Regions from separate parts of the Homo sapiens genome. Here region 1 is linked to region 2. A link is a loop called in an ENCODE intact Hi-C map of the cell type or tissue named here. Cell type or tissue: breast epithelium. All regions are shown on one strand. Links, peaks and the distances in the headings refer to the core of each region. The heading gives the core; the rest is flanking DNA.

Region 1 (15,285 bases), core at 6,268-10,267, 64 kb before region 2:
AGCCCTGAAGTTTGCTGTGCAGTTGGAGAACACATTAACCAATGTCCTACAAGACCTGAAAATCACAGCTACTAAGGATGATGAAACTGGTGTAAGTAGTTAGCTGGTTCTGACAAACAGTGTCATCTTTCACTTCTGGATTATGATTTGCTTCTGAGAAAGGGGACCAAGGCAATAGATCACCCAACATGTGTTTTTTTCCCTGGAAGGAAGTCTGGGAACTTATTTCTAGGAGTAGTTCGGGAGTGGGCAGATAGCTGTCCTGGTGAAGAAAAGTGAAATTTAGTGTATGGTGAAAACATCTTCCTAGGAGTAATGCACTCTGTAAAATTAAATAAAACAATTGTTCTGTTGCTGTTGGCTTGTAAATATCCTAAACCAGAAATGCTTAAGCTTTACTGAGCACAAGAATCACTTGGAGTGCTTACTAAAACACACTTCTAGGGCTCACTCCCAAAAGTTGTTTATTGGGTTGGTTTTGTATAGGTCTCAAGAATGTATTTCTAACAAATCTAGGTGGTGATACAGCTGGCTGATGGCCACAGTTTGAGAACTACTGTTCTAGACTGTTACTGCAAAAGTAGATGTTAATGGTGACCTATTACAATACAGACCTCTCTGAGGTCTTCCTGGTTATTGGTAAGCACTCTACCTCAAAGTGATAACTTCTTTCTAACTTCCTAGCTTCTCAGGAAGTCAAAGTGAAGAAAATGGGCCTAGTTACAATAGTTCTCAACTCCAGACACATGTTGGACTCAGTGAGGAGCTCTGAAATGGTACAAATGCTCGAACCTTATGCCAGATCACTTAAATTTTAATCTTTAGGAATGAGGTCTGGGCAGCTACTCAAAATCTCTATGTGATTCAAATAATCAGGATTGAAAACCATTGCAGTAGTAGCCTGTTAAAGTAACCTGTACTTTTAATAAGACAACCTAATACTCATACCCATTGAAAGTAGGTGCTTGTATTCACCTAAAGGTCTTGAATATCTTAGATCAGTGCTGCTGGATCTTCAATATGCATATGAATCACCTAGACTTTCTTAAAATTCAGAGGCTGGTTTAGTAAATCTGGAGTGGAGCCTGAGATTTTGAATTTCTGACATGCTCCCAGGACTGCTGGTCCCTGGGCTACAATATAGGTAGATTCTTGTTGCAGACATGGTCCTCAATGTGGGTGCTTCCCTGTTTTATTTCTATAGCTCATAGACTTCGTAAAGGAGTTCATAGATAAACAGACAGCAAGCATAGCTTTTCTGGAATACCATCAGAAGCTATTAGAAGAGTCCCTCCAGCAGAAAGGCCTGTCTGAAAAGTCTGCTGAGTCTGCTGAGACATCAGTTGAAGAGACCTAACTTCTGAAGGCAGCAGCACAGCAAGTCTTGCCATTATAATGATCTCAGAGTCAGCTACTTAAGAGTCTTGGTCAGTTCCACTTGCCTGAAGACTGCTTTCCTTTTTATCTAGTTTCCTAATCCTCTTTGCTGTGCATGCAAATAAATCTGCTTTGCATTATAACTATGTGTAAAAATATTGGTAGAACTAATGCTTCCAGTGCTCCAATAGCAATGTGGAATTGGTATAAAAAGCTTCCTGAGACAGTGGGTGTGTTAGGCTAAAAAAAAAATCTTCCCTCTACCATGCCCCCACCTTACCTTAGCACCCAGAGTCAGGATTTGGTAAATGCAAGCAGTACAAGTGGATATACTAGAAATTAAGTGGTGAAACCTTAAGTCTCAATGTTCTCCTCTTATTTGTATATGTACTTTAAGTATACAATATAATAGGGGTTCCTTCATATTAAACGCAGACCTAAGATGGAAAACAATTCTTGGTCTAGAAAGGGTGACTTTCACGTGAAGGATGGTGCAGTGCCATTTCATAGCCAAGGTAGGTGTAGGCAACAGGAGGGTACACAGAGGCAATTAATGCATTGCAGCCAAGTGTGTGGATGCCCCTATCCATTCCACTGTAAGCCAATTAGCAGCTACTAGGGTAATTACTTTCAGGAGCAAAGAATGAGCATGCAAGCTTGAGTCAGGCTTCTCAGGGCCTCATGTGACTAGTACCCTCTAGGAAGAAATAGGGGCTCTATAGGATTGTGCGCTGGCTCCAAAACTTACTAACTCCTTGGCCTTGAGTTTATACCTCTTCATTGCCTCAGTTTGGTCATCTGTAAAGTGAGGTGTATTAGTCAGTGTTCTCTAGAGGACAGAACTAATGGAATAGGTATATATAAAGGGGAGTTTATCAAGTATTAACCCACACAATCACAAGGTCCCACAATAGGCTGTCTGCAGGCTGAGGAGCAAGGAGAGCCAGTCTGAGTTCCAAAACTGAAGAAATTGGAGTTGACATCTGGTATAGCACCTACAATTGGAGTCACCATATGGTTAAGCTTACAAGAATCCACTGTCATTTGCCAAGATCCATCTGTCTTCTGCACAGGCCAAATGGGAGAGTTGAATGGAGATGTGATGGGAATCACCACCCTGCGTCTTTCAAGTCCTTGATGGTGGCACTGATCTCCGCAGTCCCTCCAGGGATGCGATATTATTTTTGATTTACTATTTTTCTAGGCAGAAGGAGTTCTAATGGCTTCCATTTGGCCTTTCCCACCACAATAGCTCTCATCCTACCATTCAAGGAGCCAATGTGGGAGTTCTGCCAGCTGCTAAGTATGTCTATGCCAATTATGCATTCTGGCACTGGGGAAATGACCACAGGATGAGTCTGGGGACCCACTGGACCCACTGTAAGTTGGACCTGAGCTAAAACTCCGTTAATTACCTGACTTTTACTGGCAGACCACAGTGACATTTTGGGTACCCTGGAATCAATGTCAGCTCAGAGCCAGTGTCCAGTAGTCTCCAAAATGTCTGATCATTTCCCTTTTCCCAATGCACAGTTACCCTGGTAAAAGGCTGTAAGTCTCCTTGGGAGGGAAGGGAGAAAGATTCACTCCATAAATTGTCAGTAATATAGTGGGGTCCTTCCTCAAGGGCACCCGGCCTCCCCTTCATTTAAGGGGTTCCAGGTCCATAAACTGGCTCAAGTCTGGAAATTGATTGAGGGGTTGTGATTCTGTTTTCATAATTCAAATTAGTCTTTTGTCCATTCAACCTAGAAGGTTTTTGCTTGCATAAATGAAGTAGGAATGCAGTAAGCTTCCTATCAATTTCACTTCTAGGAACACCGTGATTAATTAGCCAATGCCTGAGTTCTGTACAATCAGACTATTCTGATTGCCGCTTTGCCTCTGCTGTGCATTACAGTAGCTACACCTACCTTGCCTTTGACAGTTTAGTGCTGCCACCTGCCCCCTGCCACCTTGGGATCCAATTATTCTCATTGTATTTAAATTTTGTAGTTGAGGGACTGTGGTTCCCACTGTTAGATCTGACATAAAGAAAAGAGCAATTACAGGGATCTTCAAAGATGCAGGTGCTGCTCTCGCAAACCTATTTTGCAAGGCATTGGTCAAGGGTATATCTTCTGGACCCTCCCAGCAGCGATGAGTAGGTCTAAAGCGACTAATCCACTCCACCATCCTAATCTCCCTAAGCCTTTCCATTCCTTCCTCTACATTAACCCAAGGGGGATCAGGCACTTCCAGCTTACTCACAGTGGGCCATCTTTTAATCCATACTTCAGCTAACAAAGCAAATAAGCCTTTAGAACCTCTTTTAACTCCCTGAGCTGCAACATTAAGTGCAGAGTCCCTGCTTAGTGGGCCCAAATTAATAAATTTAGCCTGATCCAACTCTATGTTCCTTCCAGCATTATCCTATACCTAAATATCCATTCCCATGCCTGTTCTCCAGATTTGTTTATATAAATTGGAAAATTCAAGCAGTTCTTTTGAGTGTAGCATACCTCCTCATGGGTCACACTCTCAACTTCACCTCTACGGGCGGCCAGGACTTTAGTTATAGGTCTAGAAGCAAACAGGGGTGTTGGGGGTAGCTCCTGAGGAGAATCAACACTGTCTTGCCTGGCAACTGCCTCAGGGGAGGCTGCCACTGTTGCCTCAGGCAGCACAGGGTTTATCTCCTCAGAGAAAAGTGGAAAGGCTGATGGCAGCATGGGTGGGGGAGGCAATGTTGCCACTACTGGGAATGGGGAAGCTGTTTCTTCTGGCAAAAAAGTTTCATTAGAGCTTACAAGTTCAGTATCCCCAGCTTTATCAGGGTCCTCCCACACATCCCCATTCCATACTGCAGGGTCCCATTCTTTTCCAATAAATACCCTCACTTTAACAGTAGACACCTGGTAAGGCTGTGCACGTACCTTTTATTGCAGGTCAGCCACTCACATGATAAGAGCTTGTGTCTGTCTGTCCAGAATTTCAACTCTTTCTCTACAGGAGATAAGACTCTCACTCAGGCAATCTTAGCAGATTTGAGGCTCAGTATCGGCTTCTGAAGCAGGGATATAGAATGCCTGAGTTCATTTTCTTTAATCACTTTGTCCACTGAACTTAGGAGGAACCAACCAGCTTCATTATGTTCCTTGGTTCTCCACATATAGTCAAAGGTATTATGTATAGAGTCACTGAACTCCTTGCCTCGCATGAGCAACAAATCAGGAGTGTTAAATGCATTTATTTTGTATAACTCTCTAAACAGTTCATGCCGAGGACTATCAGTGTTCTCCATACTGTTAGAAGTAGAGTCCTTAGCATTCTGGGGTCTAATAAGCCAACTCTAGAAACCCAAAGCCAATGAAAGAACTTCATCCTTAATATTCTGATCCTCTAGAACTATCCCAGTCTCGGTACCGAAATCTGTATTAGTCAGGGTTCTCTAAAGGGACAGAACTAATGGAATAGATATGTGTATAAAGGGGAGTTTATTAAGTATTAACCCACATAATCACAAGGTCCCATGATAGGCCGTCTGCAGGCTGGGGAGCTCTTCTTGCTCTTTGTACGAATTCCAAAACTGAAGAACTTGGAGTCTGATGTTTGGGGGCAGGAAACATCCAGCATGGGAGAAAGATATAGGCTGGGAGGCTAGGCCAGTCTCTCTTTTCACATTTTTCTGCCTGCTTATATTCTAGCTGAGCTGGCAGCTGATTACATTGTGCCCACGCAGATTAAGGGTAGGTCTGTCTTTCCCAGCCCACTGACTCAAATGTTAATTTCCTTTGGCAGCACCCTCACAGACACACCCAGGATCAATACTTTGTGTCTTTCAGTCCAATCAAGTTGGCACTCAGTATTAACCATCACATGGGGTTAATAGTACTTTATAAAGTTAACAAAAGGATAAGTACATTAATGAATATGAAGTGTCTAGAACAGCACATGCTCAAATTTTGTATTCTGTTAGTAATAAATAGTGCTTCTACTTAAACTTGAGGAAAGCCAATACATAACAGAAGCATTTCCAATAAGAAAACACATCACTAGAATTGAGGCAGAATCTTTTTTTGGGGGAGACAAAGTTTCACTCTGTCACCCACACTGGAGTACAATGGCGCGATCCCGGCTCACTGCAACCTCTGCGTCCCAGGTTCAAGCGATTCTCCTGCCTCAACCTCCCGAGTAGCTGGGATTAGAAGTGAGCACCACCACACCCAGCTAATTTTGTATTTTTAATAGAGACAGGGTTTCACCATGTTAGCCAGTCTGGTCTCAAAATCCTGACCTCAGGTGATCTACCCTCCTTGGCCATCCAAAGTGCTGGGATTACAGAGGCAGAATCTTAAAAGATTGAATATCTTTAGACAGAAATGAGTATCTTGTTTGAAACAGAAACAAGTGGTTCTAAGAATGGACCTATTAGATATCTTGGAAAAAATCAAGTTAACAAATGGACTGAATATTCAAATAAACACAGCTAAACAAACAAGTGACCTAGAAGTAATCTCAGAAATTGTCAGCCAAAAGAATTTAAAAATGGTATTTAAAATGTTATAAAATGGAGTTCTAACAAAAACATCTAATTGAAGCTTCAGCAAGAAAGAGAAACTGACAAAATATTAAACTCACTGTAGTATAATTTTAGAGCATCAACAACGAGAAAGCTCTCCATAAAAGATATTACTTACAAAGAATGTAAAACTGACAAATTAATAGGAGCTTTCTTAATACTAGCAGCAAAAAGCAAATGGAAAACTTCTTTACATGCTGGTAAGTTGGGTGAATCATAACAAGTAAGGGAAGAATAGGACTATTTAGATATACAACAATTAAGAAAGCTTATAGAAGCTTGCAACCTACAGAAGACATTCACTATCAATATCATGGGTTTCCTCTACCTGCAGGCCCAAAGTAGCCTGGCTGATATTAACCAATCTTGTATAATTCTTATGCCTTAGTAATTCTAGTAGCAAAGGCATGTCTCCAGGTGAAAGTCAGCCATGTAATTAACATTTTCACCTCCCTCTTCACACCTTTCTGCAACTTTCCTGAGAATTAGTGCCATGGTGAGCTTCTGTCACCATTGAATAATTACTAGTTTACAAAGTACTCTTGAATAAATGTCTCACTTGTATACTTATTATGACCACACTAATTTATATCTAATTTTATACTTATTAATGAATATTAGACATTCACATTAAAATCAGGAGTAAAACAACATTGCTTTATTCTAATACTATTGAATGTTTTCTGGAAGTTCTCAAGCAGAGTTTCTCAACCTCAGCACTACTGACAATTTGAGCCAGATGACTCTTTGCTGTGGGGGGATGTCAGGTGTATTGTAAGATGTTTACTAGTATCCCTGGCCTTTACCTACCAGATAGTTCCTCCCCCAGTGTGACAACCAAAAAAAGTCTCCAGATGTTGCCAAATGTCTCTTGAAACGTAAAATCCACTTTTGGGAACTACTCTTGAGAATCACTATTCTAGATAATGCAATAGAAAATTTGCATTATAGATATATTTGTTTGCAAAAAGACTGATTTATTTAACACAACTAGAACTGAGAAACTATTACAACTTACAGGAAAGTTTAATAAAGTTGCTGGATATAGGATAAACAGCTACAAACAAACCTTCCATATGTAACAACAATAAAAGGAGAAAACAGTTTTTAAAAACTCGTATAATATCCACAAATAAGAATACATATGAATAAGCCTAACAAATCCAGTTGGGAACCTATATAAGTAAAACGTTTCCTAGAGGAGATGAAAGCTTTATATAATAGAACAAAGACAGATTAAGTATTATGAAGATGATATGTCCAAAATCAATAGAACTAAAGCAATTTTGGTCATAATCCCAACAGAATTTTGAGGACCTAGACAAATTAATGCTAAAGAATTAATAAACCTCAATCATGAGGAAAAAACGTGGAGACACACAGAAAACTTAACATCATTAGCTATGGGAAAATGCAAACCCAAACCACAATGAGATACCTCTACATATTCATCAGAATGACTACATTTAAAATGACTGCCAACACCATATGTTGGCAACTTGGTAAAGCACCTGAAGCTTTCACACATTGTTGGTGAAAATGTAAAATTATATAACGACTTTGGAAAAAGTTATGACACTTTCTTGTAAAACTAAGCATATACCTATTAATACTTCATGAACCAGGAGCCATCTCCTATATATCATACAAGAAAAATGGAAGTATGTGTTCACAAAATGATTTGCATAGAGTGTTCAGTAGCTTTATAATAACTAAAAAATGGAAATAGCCTATCAATAGGAGAATGGATAAACAAATTGTAGTATATTTGTATAATAAGTGTATTAGTCCATATTCATAGAGCTACGAAAAAATACCCAAAGGGATGGGCATGGTGGCTCATGCCTGTAATCCCAGCATTTTGGGAGGCCGAGGTGGCCAGATCACCTGAGGCCAAGAGTTTGAGACCAGCCTAGCCAACATGGTGAAACCTCATCTCTACGAAAAATTCAAAAATTAGCCAGGTGTGGTGGTGGACACTTGTAATCCCAACTACTTGGGAGGCTAAGGCACAAGAATCGCTTGAACCCAGGAGGTGGAGGTTGCAGTGAGCCGAGATCATGCCACTGCATTCCAGCCTGAGTGACAGAGCAAGACTCTGTCTCAAAAAAAAAAAAAAAAGAGTGGGTAATTTATAAAGAAAAAGAGGTTTAAAGGACTCACATTTCCACAAGTCTAGAGAAGCCTCACAATCATGGTGGAAGGCAAAGGAGGAACAAAGGCATGTCTTACATGGCGGTAGTCAAGAGAGCATGTGTTAGGTTATAAAACCATCAAATCTCATGAAACTGATTGACTATCACAAGAAAAGTACAAGAAAAACCCGCCCCCCCCATGATTCAATTACCTCCCACCAGGTCCCTCCCATGACACGTAGGGACCATGGGTGCTACAATTCAAGCTGAGATTTGGGTGGGCACATAGCCAAACCATATCAATAGGATACTACTCAGTAATAAAAAGGAGTCAACTACAGATACAACATGGAAGAATATAAAAAACATACTGAAAGAATTTTATACTAACAAGTACATACTTTAGAGTTCCATTTACATGAAATTCTAGAACATATAAAATACTTCTGTAAAGGAAAATGTCAGAACAATGGCTATCTTGGGGAGGCAAGGATTGGCTAAGAAGGGGTATGAGTGACCTCTCTGCGGTGATGGTAATGTTCTATATCTTGACATGATTAAGTTGCATAAACTGGTCAGAACTTGAAACTGTTCCAACAGTTTTTTTTTTTTAATGATTAAATTCTTGGGCTTATGGGATAGCAGATATAAAACAACTTGCTGAATAATTGAAACTGAAGCTGTACCTCAAAGAGTAAGAAACAAATAACTAACAAATACTTGAGTTTGCAGGAGGGCAGATAAGAAATAACTTGCTGAAACACTGAAACTCCATCCACTTGTGAGATTTCAAAAACTGGCTGAAATTGGTTGGAACCAATATGGTTAACTGGAGTTTGCATAGAATGAGCTTGCTGACCTCACCTTCTGAATTTCCACTGTGTGTTTCACTTGATCTTAGCCAAAAGGCCAAGAAGCGATCCACTATGTGTTTCATACTAACTACACCTGAATTTGCACATGCAATCCATGAGGTAGCATGAGGAGATAACTGTGCATGCCTTAGAACTTTCTACACCTTGCCTTTTCTTCCATCAGTCACCTACTAATCCCAGAATCTACCTCCTAAGACTTTTCTAATAAAATTACTGCCTGAAAGCCAGAACAAGGAGACAAATTTGAGCTGGACTCCTCTCTCAGCAGAAACTTTAAAGGCCAAGAGAAAGTTGGGTTATATATTCAAAGCATTGAAAGAAATAGCCAAAAACACTGTATCCAGCAAAGGTATTCTTCATAAATGAAGGAGAAATCTTTCTCAGGAGGCAAAAACAGAATTCATCACTATTATACCACCCTATAAGAAACTCACTGATAGAGCAAACACACAAATGAGGGAAAGGACTCAAATGTTACCACTTCAGAAAATCATCAAACTGCAAGGATAGTCAATAAGAGAAAGAAAGGAACAACTGATATACAAAACCAGTAAACAATTAGCAAAATGACAGGAATAAGTCCTCACATATCAATAATCTTAGATGCAAATAAATTAAATGTTCCACTTAAAAGATATAGACTGGCTGAGTGAATTATTTTTTTCAATTACCCAACTATATGCTGCCTACAAGAAATTCACTTCACGTGTAAAGGCACAGATAGATAGAAAATAAAGAGATGGAAAAAGACATTCCCTACAAGCGGAAACCAAAAGCAAGCAGGAGTAAACATACTTATATTAAATACAGCACACTTTAAGTCAAAAACAGCAAAGAGATGCAAAGAAGGTCATTATATAATGATAAAGGTATCAATTCGGCAAGAGGATATAACAATTCTAAACATGTATGCACCCAACACTGGAGCACCCAGATATACATAGAAAGTTAGATTGCAAGGGAGAGATAGATTCCAATACAATACTAGTTGGGAAATTTAACCCCCTACTCTCAGCCTTAGACAGATCGTCTAGACAGAAAAGCAACAAAGGAACATTAGTTTTAAACTGCACTTAGACCAAATGGAACTAACAAGCATCTACACAACGTTTTATCCAATAGCTGCAGAATACACATTCTTCTCATCAGCCCATGCAACATTAGGACAGGACATAAGTTACATCTATAAAAACAAGTCTCAACAAATTTTTAAAAATTTGTTAGATATCATATCAATAAAATGAAGTCGTAATAAGCATCTTCTCAGACCACAGTGGAAATAAACTAGAAATCAATAACAAGTGGAACTTTGGAAACTGTACAAATGGATAGAAACTGAACAACATGGGCTGGGTGCAGTGGCTCACACCTATAATCCCAGCACTTTGTGAGGCCGAGGCGGGTGGATTACGAGGTCAGGAGTTCGAGACCAGCCTGGCCAACATGGTGAAACCCTGTCTCTGCTAAAAATACAAAAAATTAGCCAGGTGTGGTGGCGGTTGCCTGTAATCCCAGAAGAAAAAAGGGACATTACGAATATAGCAGATTTTTTCAATGTTAAGATGAAATTATAAATAATTATGCCATTAAAATATTAAAACTTGAATAAAATAACATAATAACAATAATAAACAATATACAAGTTGTCAAATTGACTCAAGAAAAGGTAACCTAGCATAATTTATAAGGTTATTATTATTATTATTATTTCAATAGTTTGGGGAGAACAGATGGTAGTTCGTTGCATGAATAAGTTCTTTAGTGATAATTTCTGAGATTTTGGTGTACTCATTACCCGAGTAGTGTACGCTGCACCCAATGTGTAGTCTTTTATCCCTCACCCCACTCCCACCCTTCCCCCTGAATCCCCAAAGTCCATTATATCATTCTTATGCCTTTGCATCTTCACAGCTTATCTCCTGCTTATAAGTGAGAACATACAATGTTTGATTTTTCATTCCTGAGTTACTTCACTTAAATTAATGGTCTCCAACTCCAACCAAGTTGCTGAGAATGGCTGAGTCATATTTTATTTTATATATATATATGTGTATATACACACACATATACATACACACACACACATACATAAACACACACACACACACACATACACACACACACACACACACACTTTTCCTCTGGGTAGATACTCAGTAGTGGGATTGCTAGATCAAATGGTAGTTCTACTTTCAGTTCTTTAAGACATTTCCATATTGTTTTTCAAAGTAGTTGTACTGGTTTACATTAAATCCAGTAGTGTAAAAATGTTCTTTTTTTTTTTACCACATCCACAGTAACAACTATTTTTTTTTTATTTTTAAACTATGGTCATTCTGCAAGAGTAAGGTGACATTGCATTGTAGTTTTGATTTGCATTTCCCCGATAATTAGTGTTGTTGAGCATTTTTTCATATGTTTGTTGGCCATTTGTATATCTTCTTTTGAGAACTGTCGATTTGTGTCCTTTGCCCACTTTTTAATGGTATTATTTGTTTTTTTCTTGCTAATTTCTTTCAGTTCCTTGTAGATTCTGGATATTAGTCCTTTGTCAGATGCATAGTTTGCAAGTATTTTCTCCCACTCTGTTGGTTGTCTGTTTACTCTACTGATTATTTCTTTTTTCGGTGAAGAAGTTTTTAGTTTAATTATTAATAGGTCCTGTCTATTTATCTTTATCTTTTCTATAATTTAGCTTAATTATTAATAGGCCACATCTATTTATCCTTGTTTTTGTTACATTTGCTTTTCGGTTCCTGGTCATGAACTCTTTCCCTAAGCTAATGTCTAGAAGGGTTTTTTCAATGTTATCTTCTAGAATTTTTATGGTTTCAGGTCTTATATTTAAGTCTTTGATCCATCTTGAGTTGATTTTTGTATAAAGTGAGAGATGAGGATCCAGCCTCATTCTTCTACATATGGCTTGTCAATTGCCCCAGCACCATTTGTCGAATGGGGTGTCCTTTCCCCACTTTATGTTTTCTTTGCTTTGTTGAAGATCAGTTGCTATAAATATTTGGCTTTACTTCTGGGTTCTCTATTCTGTCCCATTGGTTTATGTGCCTATTTTTATACCACTACCATGCTGTTTTGGTAACTATAGCCTTGTACTATAGTTTGAAATCAGGTAATGTGATGCCTCCGAATTTGTTCTTTTTGCTTTGTCTTACTTTGGCTATGGGGGGATCTTTTTTGGTTTCACATGAATTTTAGGATTGTTTTTTCTAGTTTTGTGGAGAATTATATTTTGATGGAATTGCATTGAATTTGTAGATTGCTTTTGGCAGTATGGTCATTTTTACAACATTGATTCTACCCATCCATGAGCATGGGATGTGTTTCCATTTGTTTGTGTCATAGATAATTTCTTTCAGCAGTGTTTTGTAGTTTTCCTTGTAGAGATCTTTTACCTCTTTGGTTAGGTGTATGCCCAAGTTTTTTTTTTTTTTTTTCTTTTTGCAGCTGTCATGAAAGGGGTTGAGTTCTTGATCTGATTCTTAGCTCAGTCATTGTTGGTGTATAGCAGTGCCATTTATTTGTCTACATTGATTTTGTATCCTGAAACTACTTAATTCCTGTCAGATGTAGGAGCTTTTTGGATGAGTCTTTAGGGTTTTCTAGGTATATGATTTATCATTGGCAAAGAGTGACAGTTTGACTTCCTCTTTATTGATTTGGATGCCTTTTCTTTCTTTCTCTTGTCTGATTGCTCTGGCTAGGACTTCCAGTACTATGTTGAGTAGAAGTGGTGAAAGTGGGCATCCTTGTCTTGTTCCAGTTCTCAGGAGAATGCTTTCAACTTTTCCCATTCAGTATAATGTTGGCTGTGGGTTTGTAATAAATGGCTTTTATTACCTTGAGGTATGTCCCTTCTAGGCCAAATTTGCTGAGGGTTTTAATCATAAAGCATGCTAGATTTTGTCAAATGCTTTTTTTTAATCTATTGAGATGATCATATTATTTTTGTTTTTAATTCTGTTTATGTGAGGTATCACATTTATTGACTTGCATATATGAAATTATCCCTGCATCCCTGGTATGAAATCCACTTGATCATGATGTATTATCTTTTTGATATTCTGTTGGATTTGGTTAGCTAGTATTTTGTTGAGGATTTTTGCATCTATGTTTATCAGGGATATTGGTCTGTAGTTTTCCTTTTTTGTTATGTCCTTTTCTGGTTTTGGTATTAGGGTGATACCGGCTTCACAGAATGATTTAGGAAGGGTTCCTCCTTTCCCTATCTTTTGGAATAGCTTCAGTAGGACTTGTACCAATTCTTCTTTGAATGCCTGATAGAATTCAGCTGTGACTCTATCTGTTCCTGGACTTTTTTTGTTGGCAATTTTTAAATTACTGTTTCAATCACTTTACTTGTTATTGGTATATTCAGAGTTTCTGTTTCTTCCAATTTAATCTAGAAGGGTTGTATATTTTTAGGAATTTATCCATCTCCTCTAGACTTTCTAGTTTTTGTGCATAAAGGTATTCATGGTAGCCTTGAATTACCTTTTGTATTTCTGTGGTATCGATTGTAATTTTACCATTTTGTTTCTAATTGAGTTTATTTGGATCTTCTCTCTTCTTTTCTTGGTTAATCGCAGTAATGGCCTATCAATTTTGTTTTTCTTTTCAAAGAATCACATTTTTGTTTCATTTTTCTCTTTTTTATTTAATTTCATTTATTTCTGTTCTGATCTTTCTTCTTTCTTTTCTTCTGCTGGGTTTGAGTTTGTTCTTTTTTCTCTAGACCTTGAGGTGTGACCTTAAGTTGTCTATTTGTGTTCTTTCAGGCTTTCTGATATAGGCATTTAATGCTATGAACTTTCTCTTGCAGAGCTCTTTCCATGTCCCAGAGAGTTTAATAAGTTGTGTCACTATTATCATTCATTTCAAAAATGTTTTAAATTTCCATCTTGACTTCGTTGTTGACCCAAAGGTCATTCAGGAACAGACTATTTAATTTCCATGTATTTGTATAGTTTTAAGAGTTCCTTTTGGACTTAATTTCCAATTTTATTCTACTGTGGTATGAAAGAGTACTTGATATAATTTTAATTTTCTTAAATTTATTGAGACTTGTTTTGTGGCCTATCATATGGTGTGTCTTAAAGATTGTTCTATGTGTTGATGAAAAGGATGTATATTGTGCAGTTGTGCAGTTGAATGTTCTGTAAGTGTCTGTTAAGTCCGTTTGTTCTAGGGTATAGTTTAAGTCCATTGTTTCTTTGTTGACTTTCTGTCTTGGTGATCTGTCTAGTGCCATCAGTGAAGTACTGAGAAGTCCCCCACAATTATTGTGTTGCCATCTATGTCATTTCTTATGCCTAGTAATAATTGTTTTATAAATTTGGGAGCTCCAGTGTTCAGTGCATATATATTTAGAATTGTGATATTTTCCTGTGGGACTGATCCTTTCATCATTATATAATGTTACTGTTTGTCTTTTTTAACTGTTATTGCTTTACAATCAGTTTTGTCTGATATAAAAATAGCTACTCCTGCTCACATTTGGTTTCCATTTGTGTGGAATATCTTTTTCCATCCCTTTACCTTAAGTTTATATGAGTCCTTATGCATTAGGTGAGTCTTTCGAAGACAGCAGATACTGTTGGATTTTTATCCATTCTGCCATTCTGTATCTTTTAAGTGGAGCACTTAGGCAATTTACATGTAACGTTAGCACTGAGATGTGAGATACTGTTTTGTTCATTGCCATAGTTGTTGCCTGAATACCTTCAGTTTTTTCTTTGTGTCATTGTTTTATAGGCCCTGTGAGATTTACGTTTTAAGGAGATTCTATTTTGGTGTATTTTGAAGTTTTGTTTCAAGATTTAGAACTCCTTTTAGCATTCTTTGTTTGTTTGTTTTTTTGGAGACAGTCACAGTCTGTTGCCCAGGCTAGAGTGCAGGGGCATGATCTCAGCTCACTGCAACCTTTGCCTCCTGGGCTCAAACAATTCTCTTGCCTCAGCCTCTCGAGTAGCTGGAATTACAGATGCCTGCCACCACACCCAGCTAATTTATGTATCTTTAGTAGAGACAGGGTTTCACCATTTTGGCCAGGTTGGTCTCAAACTTCTGGCCTCAAATGATCCACCTGCCTTGGCATCCCAGAGTGCTGGGATTACAGGCATGAGCCACCATGCCCAGCTCCTTTTAGCATTTCTTGTAGTGCTGGCTTGGTGGTGGTGAATTCTCTCAGCATTTGTTTGTCTGAAAAAGACTTTTTCTCCCCATTATTTATGAAGCTTAGTTTTGCTGGATACAAAATTCTTGCTGACAGTTATTTTGTTTGAGGATGCTAAAGATAGGACCCTAATCCCTTCTGTCTTGC
Region 2 (15,285 bases), core at 6,728-10,727:
AAATAAAATTAGGCTAGCATGGTGACTCATGCCTGCAGTCCCAGCTATCTGGGAGGCTGAGGCACAGGAGAATAGTTTGAGCCCAGGAGTTTGAGGTTTCAATGAGCTATGATCACATCATTGCACTCTAGCCTGGGCAACAGGGTGAGACTCTGTCTTAAAAAACCAAAAACTGTAGTTGACTTAACATAATAAACAGCGTTCCTTTCATTTATGGAATACCTGAGTATTAAGAAATATATACTAGAGGTTTTACACAAACACCTCTAATCCTTAAAACAATCTTGCAAGGTAGCTATTATCATTCTGATTTTACAAATGAGAAAACTGAAACTCAGAGAGCTTAAAACTTATCTGATATTTCCGCTAGTTGCAGAACAGGGAATTTGAGCCCATTTCCAAACCAGCAGTCATAATGATATTTATTTAACACTGGGGGCGGGTGGGTTGGGTAGGGAGAAATCAAAGCCCAAAGGAATAGGCAAATTCATAACTAATAAACATAGAATTTGTTGGCCAGGCACGGTGGCTCACGCCTGCAATCCCAGCACTTTGAGAGGTCGAGGCGGGCGGATCACGAGGTCAGGAGATCGAGACCATCCTGGCTAACACGGTGAAACCCGTCTCTACTAAAAATACAAAAAATTAGCTGGGCGTGGTGGCGGACGCCTGTAGTCCCAGCTACTCGGGAGGCTGAGGCAGGAGAATGGAGTGAACCTGGGAGGCGGAACTTGCAGTGAGCCGAGATCGCGCCACTGCACTCCAGCCTGGGCGACAGAGCGAGACTCCGTCTCAAACAAAACAAAACAAAACAAAACAAAAACATAGAATTAGCTAAGCTTGTTATTGAAAAAAAAAAAACACAAAAAAAACCTGAATTCTTATAAGAAGTCAGCAAATGGCTACAAAGCTATGATGGATATTCAGATCTATTTATAACCTACAGTTCATCATTGCACTTTCAGTAGACGGTAAGCAATTATTCAGTTTGCATCAGTAGCTATGTTGAGCTTACTCTGACATCCTGTTTTCCACACCTCTTGATCAGGCTTACTGGCATTTTGTTCTTCATAAGTCTTTGTCAGCACTTCCTACAGTTGTCCAACACTATCTAGCACATACAATTAGTCACATTTGTCAACAGTCCTCAGTAAGGTTAGATTAAGTTCAATTTCTCATGGCACCCATATAAAAAGCTCCTGATTTGACTCTCCTATAGCACAATAAATTTCACTAGCCAATAGAAAATTCTGTGAAATATATGTAAATGCATATATATGTGTGTATATATATTTGATTGTGGTACTTCTTGTGGTAGGTTTGGTCTGTATCCTCAAATAGGTGACAATCAGACATTTTTTTTTTTGTTCTAAAGGCATCAAGAAGGCTATACAGAGGCCGGGTGTGGTGGCTAACACCTTTAATCCCAGCACTTTGGGAGGCCAAGGCGGGTGGATCACTTGAGGTCAAGAATTTGAGACCACCCTGGTCAACATGGCAAAACCCTGTCTCCATAAAAATGCAAAAAGTAGGCGTGGTGGTGCATTCCTATAGACCTCGCTACCCGGGGGGCTGAGGCAGGAGAATCACTTGAACCCAGAAGGCAGAGGTTGCAGTGAGCCGAGATCACGCCACTGCACTCCAGCCTGGGTGACAGAGCAAGACTCTGTCTCAAAACAAACAAACAAAAAAGCTATACAGTGTCTATAGGTGTTAGCAGTTAAATGGAATACATGGATAAAAAAGGAAAAATAAGGAGGGAAGCAGTGAAAGAAGGAAGAAAGAACTGTATACATAGGGCAAGGGAAGGGGACAGACAGTGCTGTCACTATTGTCAATTTTGCTGTGACAGAATAAATTCTAGAACAGACTGGGAAACAGCACAGGGCAAATGTTTCTGTCCTGCCAACAGGACTAGCAGAGACTAAGCCAAACTGCTGTCACTGATTGCACCACTGCAGGTTGTCACGGATTACATCACTATGGTTTCTCTTCTCTGAGGACACATTTTTCTCTGCTCTCCACCCAGGGACTTGGACACTTGATTTCAAATTCTCCTAACAAACAGTTTCAGGCTCTTTAGGCCCAGTCTCACTTATTTGCCTACCCGCTTCCAGGACATGCTCCAAAGGGCTTTACCAATATACCCCTCATGTCGAAGACCAGCCCCATCTCTGGCTTCCTCTTCTCCCCATGTCATTCCTGACTATGGCATGGGTGGTTCTGGGAGAAAGGTGACATAAACAGGTTCCCTCTGGACTCAACACAGCAGAGCCAAATGGGAAGTGATGTTGGGAGCTTTCCTTGTGAGGCCAGTCAGTGAAAAGTGCCGACAGTCTGGCAGATGGGAAATCAGTGTTTCCTGAGAGAACAGGAAACACTCACCAAGCTTCTCAGCCTCCTTTTTTTGCCCTCTGCTATAGCTATCTGAAGCTGTCCTAGGGTCAGTGAACAAGAAAGTTCTCCCCAGTCTGTCTGGCCAGACCAAAGTAATATTTTGGATTAAGCTTCATGACATTTCTTTGTCCCATCCTGAAACAACCCTCTGGGAAGGAGAGGGGAATTCATAAATTTACTTTAGTTTGATTTTTGTGACTAAGAAAGTGGTGTTTTACCTTTTCTTCATTCTAGGTTGCTAATGTGCTCACTCTTGGCACCTTGTTAATAATATATAAGATTTATTTACCCCATCTTCATTTACTTATCATCTTTCTCCTGTCTTAAACCCCACACTTGGAGCATATAAATTTACACAGTTTATTTTAAAAGAACAGACTTTGAAGACCTACAGATCTGGTTTTCATACTGGCTCCCACGTGTCTTAGCAGAGTGACATTGGACAAGCTGGTCAACTTCTTTCAATATCACTCAGTTGCTTCATCACCAAAATGAAGGTTATGATGTCTACCTCAGAAGGTTCTTAAGATTTAAGAGAAAGGATGTCCATCAAGTGAAAGGCAAGGAGTGACTGAGTAGAAATATCCATTCCCTTTCCCCTCTCTTTAACCCATCAGCCAAAAGAATATAGCATTTTTTGTTTGTTTGTTTGTTTGTTTTTTAACAAGTTGTGAACCCAGAAAATCTGAGACAGGTCTCAGTTTATTTAGAAAGTTGATTTTGCCAAGATTGAGGACAAGCCTATAACACATCCTCAGGAAGTCCTAATGACAGGTGCCCAAGATGGTCAGGGCACAGCTTGCTTTTATACATTTAGGGAGACAGGAAACATTAATCAATATATGTAAGAAGTACATTGGTTCCGTCTGGAAAGGCGGGACAACTTGAAGCAAAGGCAGGAAGACTGGAAGCGGGGAGACAGCTTCCAGGTCACAGATAAGTGATACACAAATGGTGTACACAAAAAAGGGTGTACACAAATGGTGTACACAAAAAGTGATACACAAACCTACTCTATGAGATATGTGTGTGTGTACATATATATATATTTATCATATATATATGATAGTTAATTTTATGTGTTAACTTGGCTAGGTCACACTGCTCAGATATGTGATCAAACATTATTCTGGATATTTCTGGGTAGGGGGGTATGGATGAAAATAGCATTTAAATTAGTGGACTTTGAGTGCAGCAGCTTGCTCTCCATAATGTGAGTAGACCTCATCCAGTTACTTCAATAGAACAGAACAATAGTTTCCCTAGAGAAGGGAGAATTTTCCAGGAGAAGGCCTTCAGTAGTGAACTGCACCATTAACTCTCCCCTGATCTCCAGCCTGCTGGCCCAACCTGCAGATTTTGGATTTTCCAACCTCCATATTCATGTGAGCCAATTCCTCTATCTATCTATTTATCTATCTCTCTATCTATCTATCTATCTATCATCTATCTATCATCTATCTATCTACATACATATACATGCACATACACATCATGTTGCTTCTGTTTATATATAATTTGTATATAAACATACATATGAAATTTATAAGAAAAGGAAGTAGATGAGTTTAAAGAGAGGTTTACAGCAATGCATTGTCATGGAAAGGAATTTCTGGCCTAATAGAATATGCCATTCTTTAATTATACTAAATAAGGATTCTCCTGTGCTTGCTCAGAATTCACCAGTGCTTATGAAATACTGGTTTGGGGACACTCATTTAGGTTTTGAGTCCAACTGCTCGTTAGAATCCTGGTTCTGCCATTTTCTGGCACTGTGACCTTGGGTAAATGACTTCATCTCTCTCACCCCATTTTTCTCATCTACAAAATGAGGCCATTTATACCTACCCTATGCCTAGGACAGTTGTGAGGACTGAATGAATCCCCAAACTCTCTCAAAAAAAATACTCTAAAAATCCATGTTAGAGGCCGGGCACTGTGGCTCATGCCTGTAATCCCAGCACTTTGGGAGGCCAAGGTGGGTGGATCACCTGAGGTCAGGAGTTCAAGACCAGCCTGGACAGCATGGTGAAACCCATCTCTACTAAAAATACAAAAATTAGCCAGGTGTGGTGGCGCAGGCCTGTAATTCTGTAATCCCGGTTACTCAGGAGGACGAGGCAGGAGAATCACTTGAACCCTGAGGCAGAGGTTGCAGTGAGCCAAGATCTCGCCACTGCACTCCAGCCTGGGTGACAGAATGAAAAAAAAAAAATCCACATAGAATTAATCTCTCCTTCCAATCCTCTTATAAATCTATAACACTTTGCTCCTAACTTGTGCCTATCATGATGATTATAAAAGTATTTTACATAAAAATTTCCCCCTGCTTACTCAGTCAATAAGATTCCATCAGAAATGTATGAAATAAGAATTTCCCAGCTCCCTTCTACTCCCACTTACCAAAGAAGCAGAAATTCTATCAAATATCAGGAATAATTTTTTTTAATGCAAATTCCTCTTTGAAACCCTTTGACCCTCAGGAGATTTAAATTCTATGAGGTGAAAAAGAGAACATACCAGACCTTTAAAACAGTAGATGAGAAATATTTGCATTTCTGAAAGAATTTTCATATGATTCATGAGTCATCTTCCTCTTTGGCCACCTAATACAAATTCAGGATGTTATTTATTGTCTCTATAAAAACCATTTTTTCCATATATCTCTGGATAATTCTTTTGCCACAACCTAAGGGGTTATGATACTTTTCCTTTCAAGAATCAAAGTACTAAGTGTGGCAAAAAGACAACAAGTATCCTCTGGACAGAAACCAAATAAGCTCACTCAAAATTAAAGAAGAGAGTTAAAGAACTTTCATGTTTTTCATGCCAGATACTATTGAAAACATCTCATAATTAGCTGATTCAGTCCTCACAACTGTCCTAGGCATAGGGTAGGTATAAACGGCCTCATTTTGTAGATGAGAAAAATGGGGTGAGAGAAATGAAGTCATTTACCCAAGGTCACAGTGCCAGAAAATGGCAGAACCAGGATTCTAACGAGCAGTTGGACTCAAAACCTAAATGAGTGTCCCCAAACCAGAATTTCGTAAGCACTGGTGAATTCTGAGCAAGCACAGGAGAATCTTTATTTAGTATAATTAAAGAATGGCAAATTCTATTAGGCCAGAAATTCCTTTCTATGACAATGCATTGCTGTAAACCTCTCTTTAAACTCATCTACTTCCTTTTCTTATAAATTTCATATGTATGTTTATATACAAATTATATATAAACAGAAGCAACATGATGTGTATGTGCATGTATATATATGTAGATAGATAGATAGATAGATAGATGATAGATAGATAGATAGATAGATAGATAGATAGATAGATAGATAGAGGAATTGGCTCACATGAATATGGAGGTTGGCAAATCCAAAATCTGCAGGTTGGGCCAGCAGACTGGAGACCAGGGGAGAGTTAATGGTGCAGTTCACTACTGAAGGCCATCTTCTGGAAAATTCTCCCTTCTCTGGGGAAACTATTGTTTTGTTCTATTGAAGTAATTGGATGATGTCTACTCACATTATGGAGAGCAAGCTGCTGCACTCAAAGTCCACTAATTTAAATGCTATTTTCATCCATACTCCCCTATCCAGAAATATCCAGAATAATGTTTGATCACATATCTGAGCAGCATGACCCAGCCAAGTTAACACATAAAATTAACTATCATATATATGATAAATATATATATATGTACACACACACGTATCTCATATATAACCCCTCTCTATATAAACTTTTCATAAAGGAAAGGTGATATTTTTGTAGTACCTTAGGAATTACGAATAGGAACATTTGAAATCACTGTTGAAGGGCTAAACACATAGAAAGCATTGGGTCAAATTCTGTACTGACCACCAGACATAACCAGGAATTTAGATTCATGAATAACTTCTGACTATTAGCTTTTCTTGTGATTCATTTCTTTCTCCTAAAGCTTGAGGGCAAACAAAACAAAAATCAGGTTAATCAAATAAAATGATACATTTCTGCCTATGAATTATCTAATTTATCTATTTGTCTGTCAGTTCATCTATCTACTGAGACTTAGAAGAAGGTCTACATTCTTTCTCAGCCAGAACTGAAAATAGGGCAGACTGGATAATACAGGCTTCTTTGCTTTCCAAAAAGAGAATGACCAGACCTCCCACTACCCCGCTTAAAAGTTATGTACAAATGACTTAGTTAAAGTGATGCAAGTTTTCCAAAATGTTGTGGGTAGCCTTGATGATGAGGAAATTATCGAAATACCGGTGCAAACAATCTCTAGAGAGTACACCAGACAATCCATTAGGGTGCAAGTAGAATATGCTGTATTAGGATATATGCATTCTCTTTATATGTAGTTTTAGTTTAAAATATTTTAAAAACATATATTGACACTTCCCTTATGATTGTCAGCCAATCACCTGTCATGTACAATGTGAAAAGGGCCTAAGGGACAAGTAGAAGATACACAATGACAACGCAACAGCACCATTGCTCATTGGTTTGCTATATATTGCAGAACACAGGTGCCTTGTTAAGTGAATTTACATATTCTGGCTCTGATTTTAACCTAACTAGTCCTCACAAAATGGGTAGGTGACTAAAAAATCTATTCCAGCAAAGAATTGAAGGTGTTAATAATGCATGTACGAGGGAACAATTAGAAAACTGCAGGGCTAACACTTTTATTCCTGCCACAAGCTGTTGCCAGAAACACTAAAATTACCAAGAATATTATTTGAAATATCTATTTATATACATTATCGTTATATAGGTGGCTAATATACAAAATAATTTTTTCGTGAGATAGAGTCTCACTCTGTTGCCTAGGCTGGAGTGCAGTGGCGTGGTCTCAGCTCACTGCAAACTCCTCCTCCCGGGTTCAAGCAATTCTCCTCCTCAGCCTCCTGAGTAGCTGGAATTACAGGCACCTGCCACCAAGCCTGGCTAATTTTTGTATTTCTAGTAGAGACAGGGTCTCACCATGTTGACCAGGCTGGTCTCGAACTCCTGACCTCATGATCCACCTGCCTCAGCCTCCTAAAGTGCTAAGATTACACATGTGAGCCACTGCGCCCCGCCACAAAATAAATGTTTAAACTACTACTTTAAAATATTTCATGTTATTGGATGGGCGTGGTGGCTCACGCCTGTAATCCCAGCACTTTGGGAGGCCAAGGCGGGCGGATCACGAGGTCAGGAGTTCAAGACCATCCTGGCTAACACGGTGAAACCCCGTCTCTACTAAAAATACAAAAAAATTAGCAGGGCGTGGTGTCGGGTGCCTGTAATCCCAGCTACTTGGGAGGCTGGGGCAGGAGAATCTCTTGAACCCGGGAGGCGGCGGTTGCAGTGAGCTGAGACAGCACCACTGCACTCCATCCTGGGCAACAGAGTAAGACTCTGTCCCCCTCAGAAAAAAAAAAAATCGATGTTATTGATAAATTGCAAAAGTGGCCACAAATTCTATCTATCCCTGTATGCTTATCCATTCACAATGTGACTTTGCAACTACTCCCATGAAGAGGTAAATTCTGTTCTATTCCTTGAATCTGAATTTGACCATGTGGACAAAGAAATGGTTGTAAAAATTATACAAGAAGACTTAAACAGATATTTCAATATGTTTATTGAAATAATCCTGTCCCTGCTTCATCATTATATATCACGTGTGTTGGGGCAGATAATTTGTCTTTTTAGTTCATTGGCTTCTAAAACTAGAAGAGCAATATCGGAAGAGACTCATCTGATCTGATTTAGATTATGAGATCCCAAACCATTATTAGATGAGACTGTGGTGCAAGGATCTCATCTGCAGAAGGAATAGTTTCAGGCCTAGATCACTTTGGCTCTAAACATAACAGTTTGCCCCTTGCAAACCCACAGGGAATACCTGCTGGATGACAAGAGATGTGTGTCCCAACCACCGCTGTCACCCAGCCAACAGCTGATCAACCTTCAGGAGCAGAGCTGTCAGAGCAAGTTTTACCTGCTCAGAGGCACTCTGAACTAAATGAGCCAGTTGAGAAAAGCATCCAATTGATCCCAGCCAAAATAGTTGACTTAAAAATTATAAAATAAACATAACTGTTATTCCAGGCAAATGAGTTGGCTAGAGGGTGGTTTGTCTACTTGTCTGTGTCTACACCAGTTGGATACTAAAATTCAATATAGCTTGATATCTGCTGAGGCAAATCTCTCCCCACCATACACACCTTTTCCTTCAGAAGAGTCCTGGGGCTATTCTTGGCTTTTTTTTCAGCTCTATACATTTTGAATGAGCTTATCAAGTACAGTGGAACCAAAAAATACCCTGTTGAAATTTTCACTGGAATTGTGTTAAATCTATAGATACATTTAGAGGAACTGGCATATTTTTAATGTTGACTCTTTCTATCCATAAATAACATTTCATACATCTTTTAGATTTATTTATAAATATATTATTTTGTTGCTAATCTAAATTAGATTTTAAAAATTCTACTTTTCCAAATGATTGTGGCAGGTGTATCAAAGTGCAAATGACTTAATTGTAATAATTTGTCTGTGGGTGTCTGAAAAATTTTTCCCCTCCCTCCCTCCTTTCCTCCCTCCCTTCCTTTCTTTTTTTTTTTTGAGACACGATATCCCTCTGTCGCAACACAAGCTGGAGTGCAGTGGTGGTAGAATCCCAGCTCACTGCAGCCTCGACCTCCCAGGCTCAAGCTATCCTCCTGCCTCAGCCTCTTGAGTAGCTGAGAGTTTAATAAGAATAGCACCATCATGCCTGGATTTTTTCTTTCCTTCTTTTTTTTTTTTTTTGAGACAGAGTCTCACTCTGTCACCCAGGCTGGAGTGCAGTGGTGTGATCTTGGCTCACTGCAACCTCTGCCTCCCAGGTTCAAGCGATTCTCCTGCCTCAGCCTCCGAAGTAGCTGGGACTACAGGTGTGTGTCACCACGCCCGGCTAATTTTTTGTATTTTTAGTAGAGATGGAGTTTCACTGTGTTAGCCAAGATGGTCTCGATCTCCTGACCTCGTGATCTGCCTGCTTCGGCCTCTCAAAGTGCTAGGATTACAGGCGTGAGCCACCACACCTGGCCTTCTTTCCTTTTTTTTTTTTTTTTTTTTTACTTTTTGTAGAGACAGGGCCTCACTATGTTGCCCAGGCTGGTCTCAAACTCCTGGACCCAATAGGTCTTCCCGCCTCAGCCTCCTGCAGTGCTGGGATTACAGGCATGAGACACAATGCCTCTGCCAAAATTTTCTATGTAGACAATAATCTAGAGAAAATAGCTTTCTCTCTCTCTCTTCCCATTATACTTGATAATGGATGAGTCCAAAGTAACAGCTGCAAATACAAGAGGAAGCAGAAGGGAAAGAAAAGAAATGAAGCCAAAGTGCCCTTTTCTTCCACTATAAATTTGCAAGTCTGAAGCAGACTGAGGAAGGAGTAGCTACTCGGGTAAGAATTTCAGTTTTGATGTTACAACTGCAGGGAATAGAGGTAAATTATATTAGATAAGACTGAACTTGTATTTTCTAAGAACAATTGTAAAATCTGTGGCACAATGGAACATTGCTCTCTTAAATGTTTCAATCAATAAAAATAACTTAAGCCTTAAAAAAGGAAGTATAACACATATTTAATGTTGCTCTGGCATGGCAAGGAAACTGAGGTAGCCATAAAAGCCAAAAAAATCAAAGTAAAAGTGGGAAATCTAAGAAGTAACCAAAAAACAAAGCCAGCATTTGCCTGAGGACACATTCAGACCCCTCCATTTCCCACCCACCCCCAGTGACTCTGAGTTTCTGCTTTCATGAATGCTCAATTCTGGTGACGTAAAGCCCAGTTGTGGTGACATAAAGCTTCCATCAACATCGGAAGTCTAGTTGGACCACTTCCTGTATAAAGCTGGTAGATGAATAATTGTCTCCAAAAATGTCCATATCTTACTTCCCAGAACCTACAAATATGTGGTTACATGGAGAGGGAGAATTAAGTTTGCAGATAAAATTAAGGTTGCTAATCAGCTGACTTTAAGATAAACAGATTATCCTGGATTACCCAGTGGACTCAGTGTAAGCAGAAGGACTCTTTAAGTGTGGAAAAGGGAGGAAGAAGGTCAAGAGTCAGAGAGATTTGAAGATGCTATCCTGCTGACTTTGAAGATGGAAGAAAAGACTATGAGCCAAGGAATGCATGTGGCCTTTAGAAACTGGGGAAGGCAAGGAAACAGATTCCCCAGTACAGCCTCCAGAAGCAACGCAGACTTGCTGACACTGATTTCAGCCCAGACTTCCAACTTTTAGAGCCATAAGATTATAAATTTGCATTGTTACTAGCCACTAAATTGGTGATAATTTGTTACAACAGCAATACAAAAGTAATACAGAGCCCAAAGGGATAATATATCTTCAATACAGAAATGTTGGGGGAAATTATGGTTATGAAGAAAATAGAATAATTTTTATAATACATGTTAAGATGGGGCCAGGTGTGGTGGCTCACACCTGTAATCCTGGCACTTTGGGAGGCCGAGGTGGGTGGATCACAAGGTCAAGAGTTCGGACCGCCTGGCCAACATGGTGAAACCCTGTCTCTACTAAAAATACAAAAATTAGCTGTGCATGGTGGTGCGTGACTGTAATTCCAGCTACTCGGGAGGCTGAGGCAGGAGAATCACTTGAACCTGGGAGGCGGAGGTTGCAGTGAGCCAAGATCGCGCCATTGCACTCCAGCCTAGGCAACAGAGCAAGACGCCGTCTCGAAAAAAAAGAAAAAAAAGAAAAAAAGTTAAGATGGAGCACACAAAAACATATCCAACCTACTCAGGAGTTCAAAGCACTCTTACTAATTGAATTTGATTTGATGAAATTAAAAGTGTCATCTGCCTCTGAGAAAGGCAGGGCAAGATTCATTAACAATTAAATTTACTGGAAAAGGAAGAGCTGAGTCACTATGCCTGAAGCATGAGAATATCTTCATTCTGTGGAATTCAGGATCTTATAAACAGAAATAGATGCCCCTCCCAGCAATGAGTTCCTTCCTATCTTCGAGATGCTTTGATCATGCTCCCCAAATGGAAGAAATGGTTTTTGTAAGTTAAGGAAATAATTTCAATTTTATGACATTCAAAATATGAATTATGAGGGTTATTTGGGGAACAGACCACTGAAGTTCACAGAGTAAAAAAATCCAGGCCAGGCACAGTGGCTCACACCTGTAACCCCAGCAATTTGGGAGGTCGAGGTGGGTGGGTCACCTGAGGTCAGGAGTTTGTGACCAGCCTGGCCAACATAGTGAAACCCCGTCTCTACTAAAAATACAAAAATTAGCCGGGCGTGGTGGCAGTTTCCTATAATCCCAGCTACTTAGGGGGCTGAGGCAGGAGAATCCTTTGAACCTGGGAGGCGGAGGTTGCAGTGAGCCAAGACTGCACCATTGTACTCCAGCCTGGGCAACAAGTGTGACACTCCATCTCAAAAAAAAAAAAAAAAAATCCAGGACTCCTTCTGAGACTTTTTCTAAAAGTGCTAAAAGTGCTACTGCTTCTACACATGAGAAGCGTTACATCATTTTTTTTTTTTTTAGACAGAGTTTCACTCTTGTTGTCCAGGCTGGAGTGCAATGGCACCATCTTGCCTCACTACAACCACCACCTCCTGGGTTCAAGCAATTCTCCTGCTTCAGCCTCCTGAGTAGCTGAGATTACAGGCGTCCACCACCAGGCCCGGCTAATTTTTTGTATTTTTAGTAGAGACGGGATTTCATCACGTTGGCCAGGCTGGTCTTGAACTCCTGACCTCAGGTGATCCACCTGCCTCGGCCTCCCAAAGTGCTGAAATTAAAGGCATGAGCCACCGCGCCCGGCCTCGTTAGATCTTCTTTTAAGTCCATGGACCTTTGATATCACAGTAGTGACTTTACAGTTTAATATTTTTTTTTCAAAGTTTGAGTGTTTCAGAAAACTTTGGCTAAAGATTTTGTGGTGGGAGGTGTACTGACTTCAAATCACTGAAGAAAAGGCAATTTAGTTGGCCAAATGGTAGCTATGTTTGAAATGTCTCAATGTTGAGTGAGGAAAGGAGCTGAAGATAAGGGTGTTACCAGAGGACCATAATTTTGGCTTCACCCAGGGCTGTGAGACAGCAAATTTTCTTCCCTTTTTAGTGTTCTTACTCTTTCTACTTTTTTTTGTTGTTGTTGTTGAGATGGAGTCTCGCTCTGTCACCCAGGCTGGAGTGCAGTGGCGCGATCTCGGCTCACTGCAACCTCTGCTGCCTCCCGGGTTCAAGCGATTCTCCTGCCTCAGCCTCCTGAGTAGCTGGGATCATAGGCGTGCACCGCCATGCGTGGCTAATTTTTGGATTTTTAGTAGAGACGGGGTTTCACCATGTTGGCCAGGCTGGTCTCAAACTCTTCACCTCGTGATCTGCCCGCCTCCATCTCTCAAAGTGCTGGGATTACAGGCATGAGCCACCACGCCCGGCCTTAGTGCTCTTACTCTTTACCTCTGCCCCTTGCTAAAGACTCAGGAACTGAGTACTGCCAGCCTTGTATCCTCCACAGCTACTCCAAGCAGTACCTTATCTGTGGATATCTTACTTCCCATCTTTGCATCTCATCAAATCTCAACTGTTATGATGTTCTAATTTCCCTATTTCCCTGCTTCCACTTCCAGCTTTTTTTTTTTTTTTTTTTTTTTTTTTTTTTTTGAGACAGAGTTTCGCTTTTGTCACCCAGGCTGGAGTGCAATGGCGCGATCTCGGATCACCGCAACCTCCGCCTCCTGGGTTCAAGTGATTCTCCTACCTCGGCTTCCCGAGTAGCTGGGATTACAGGCAAGCACCACTACGCCCGGCTAATTTTCTTTTTTTTTTTTTTTTTTTTTTTAGTAGAGACGGTGTTTCACCATGTTGGCCAGACTGGTCTTGAACTACCGACCTCAGGTGATCTGCCTGCCTCGGCCTCCCAAAGTGCTGGGATTACAGGTGTGAGCAACTACGCCTGGCCTCACTTCCAGCTATTCTTATTGGGAAGGAGCTCATCACATATGTAATATTCTACAATTCTGGAATTTTCCTTCTCTCACAGAAGAGAATGATGATCCGATGACTTGGTTTTTCTCCTCAAAATGTCCATCCATTGGCTGGGCACAGTGGCTCATGCCTGTAATCCCAGGACTTTGGGAGGCTGAGGTGGGCGGATCACCTGAGGTCAGGAGTTCGAGACCAGCCTGGCCAACATGGTGAAACCCCATCTGTACTTAAAATACAAAAATTAGCCAGGCATGGTGGCAGGTGCCTGTAATCCCAGCTACTCGGGAGGCTGAGGCAGGAGAATTGCTTGAAGCCGGGAGGTGGATGTCGCAGTGAGCCGAGATCGTGCCATTGCACTCCAGCCTGGGGGACAAGAATAAGACTTTGTCTCAAAAAAAAAAAAAAAAAAAAGTCCGTCCATTGACCCAAGAAGTGTTTTCTCCTGTCCCTGTCAAATCAGTTTCATACATTCATGTTGAATGTTAGCAGTGAAGGTGAAACCTGGGAGGTGGAGGAGAAAGGAATGAAGTTAAGCTAACCTTCAAAATAAGCAGATAAGAGGATTTTGGAAATTGAGGGCAAATGAAAGGTGCTAGAATAAAGTGGAGGTAAGATAATTGGGGAAGAAGGAAAAAGGTAAACGGGTTGTTGCCAGGGGGTTGGTAAAGAATCAACTTTAATACATTTTCAAAAGCACAAAAATTAGAACATAATTCCATTTTTCTTACTAAATAGATATTTGGTCTGAGCTTCTATGGATGAGACTGTATGCATGGACTGGACCATATAGGTCAGAGGCTAAAAGGGTTACACACTAAGTTTAGGGTGGCCAACTTGTATCAGTTTTCCTAGGACTTCCCCAATGTTAGCACTGAAATTTTTACATCCAGGGAACTCCTTCAGTCTTTGTCAAACTGGGATGGTTGTTTACGCTAAGTTGTTAGTGACTAATAATGGCTCCATGTGTTACATTTTCTGGGAGAATAGTAAGCTCTTGGTTTTCATAAGAAAGGCTTAGAGGATGAAGAAACTATTATGGCATTTGACTTCCAGTGATGTCCATAGAAATATTATCTTTAGTTGAAATGCAAACACTTATATTTTACATACCCACAAGTGGTTCTTGGGATTCTAATTCTAGAATCTGAATTTCTCTTTCTCCTGCTTGCAAGAGAAGACAAATATAGTACTCAGAAAAAGAGACAGTCTCGGGGGAAATTTAATGGAAAAGAAGGAGGTGGAGGAAGAGGAAGAAGTGAAAGGAAAGAGAAAGGGCTCAAAGAAGAATGAAATTTAAGTGCATGTGTGTCTATAAGGGAGAAACTCTTTTCTCTAAAAAAGAAGTTCTTGGCTGGAGATGATTCCATCCTCCAGGGGATATTTAGCAATGTCTGGAGATATTTTTGGTTGTGACAACCAGAAGGAAGGCACTACTGGCATCTAGTGGGTCAATTGCTACAGGGCAAGAATGCTGCTAAACATCCTACAATGCACGGGACAGCCCTTCATAACAAAGATCTAGCCCAAAGTGTCAATAGTGCCAAGGTTGAGAAATCCTGACCTAAAGAATGTATCATTAATAATGGACTAATAGACATCAGAAAAAATGTATAGAATGAGGATTGAGGACACAGCCTCCCTATCTGTCCTTAAATCATACCATATATAGAGTGATGCTAAAAAAATGATTTTCAAGGGTCTAAAATGGTAGTGTTAGCATATAAATAGAATGCTAAAAGAACATCAGCAAAAAGCAGGAAATAGGTGTCAATTTTTTATTTAGCTGCCCATGTCTCAGATAAAGTACTTGATGTAGAAAATAACAATACTTTTCTCCAAGGTTTTCCAATGTTAGGACAAAGGGAAG

Evidence for each region. Hi-C counts contacts between places; a loop is a spot of excess contacts. Peaks named below come from ENCODE experiments on the same cell type or tissue, not always from the same donor. Only the 100,000 strongest peaks of a DNase experiment are listed, where the experiment ranks them.
Region 1: it touches region 2 in a loop (27-fold over the local background); 1 of 110 quality-filtered maps calls a loop at or near these places.

Annotation. Positions count from the first base shown.
Region 1 is chr3:98,627,078-98,642,362 of GRCh38, forward strand. No RefSeq gene overlaps it. Among named protein-coding and RNA genes, the nearest start is that of CPOX, 41 kb to the left of the region's middle. In breast epithelium, for the core only: no CTCF peak of the experiment used is centred there; no DNase peak of the experiment used is centred there.
Region 2 is chr3:98,691,038-98,706,322 of GRCh38, forward strand. No RefSeq gene overlaps it. Among named protein-coding and RNA genes, the nearest start is that of ST3GAL6-AS1, 34 kb to the right of the region's middle. In breast epithelium, for the core only: no CTCF peak of the experiment used is centred there; a DNase peak (open chromatin) is centred at 8,334.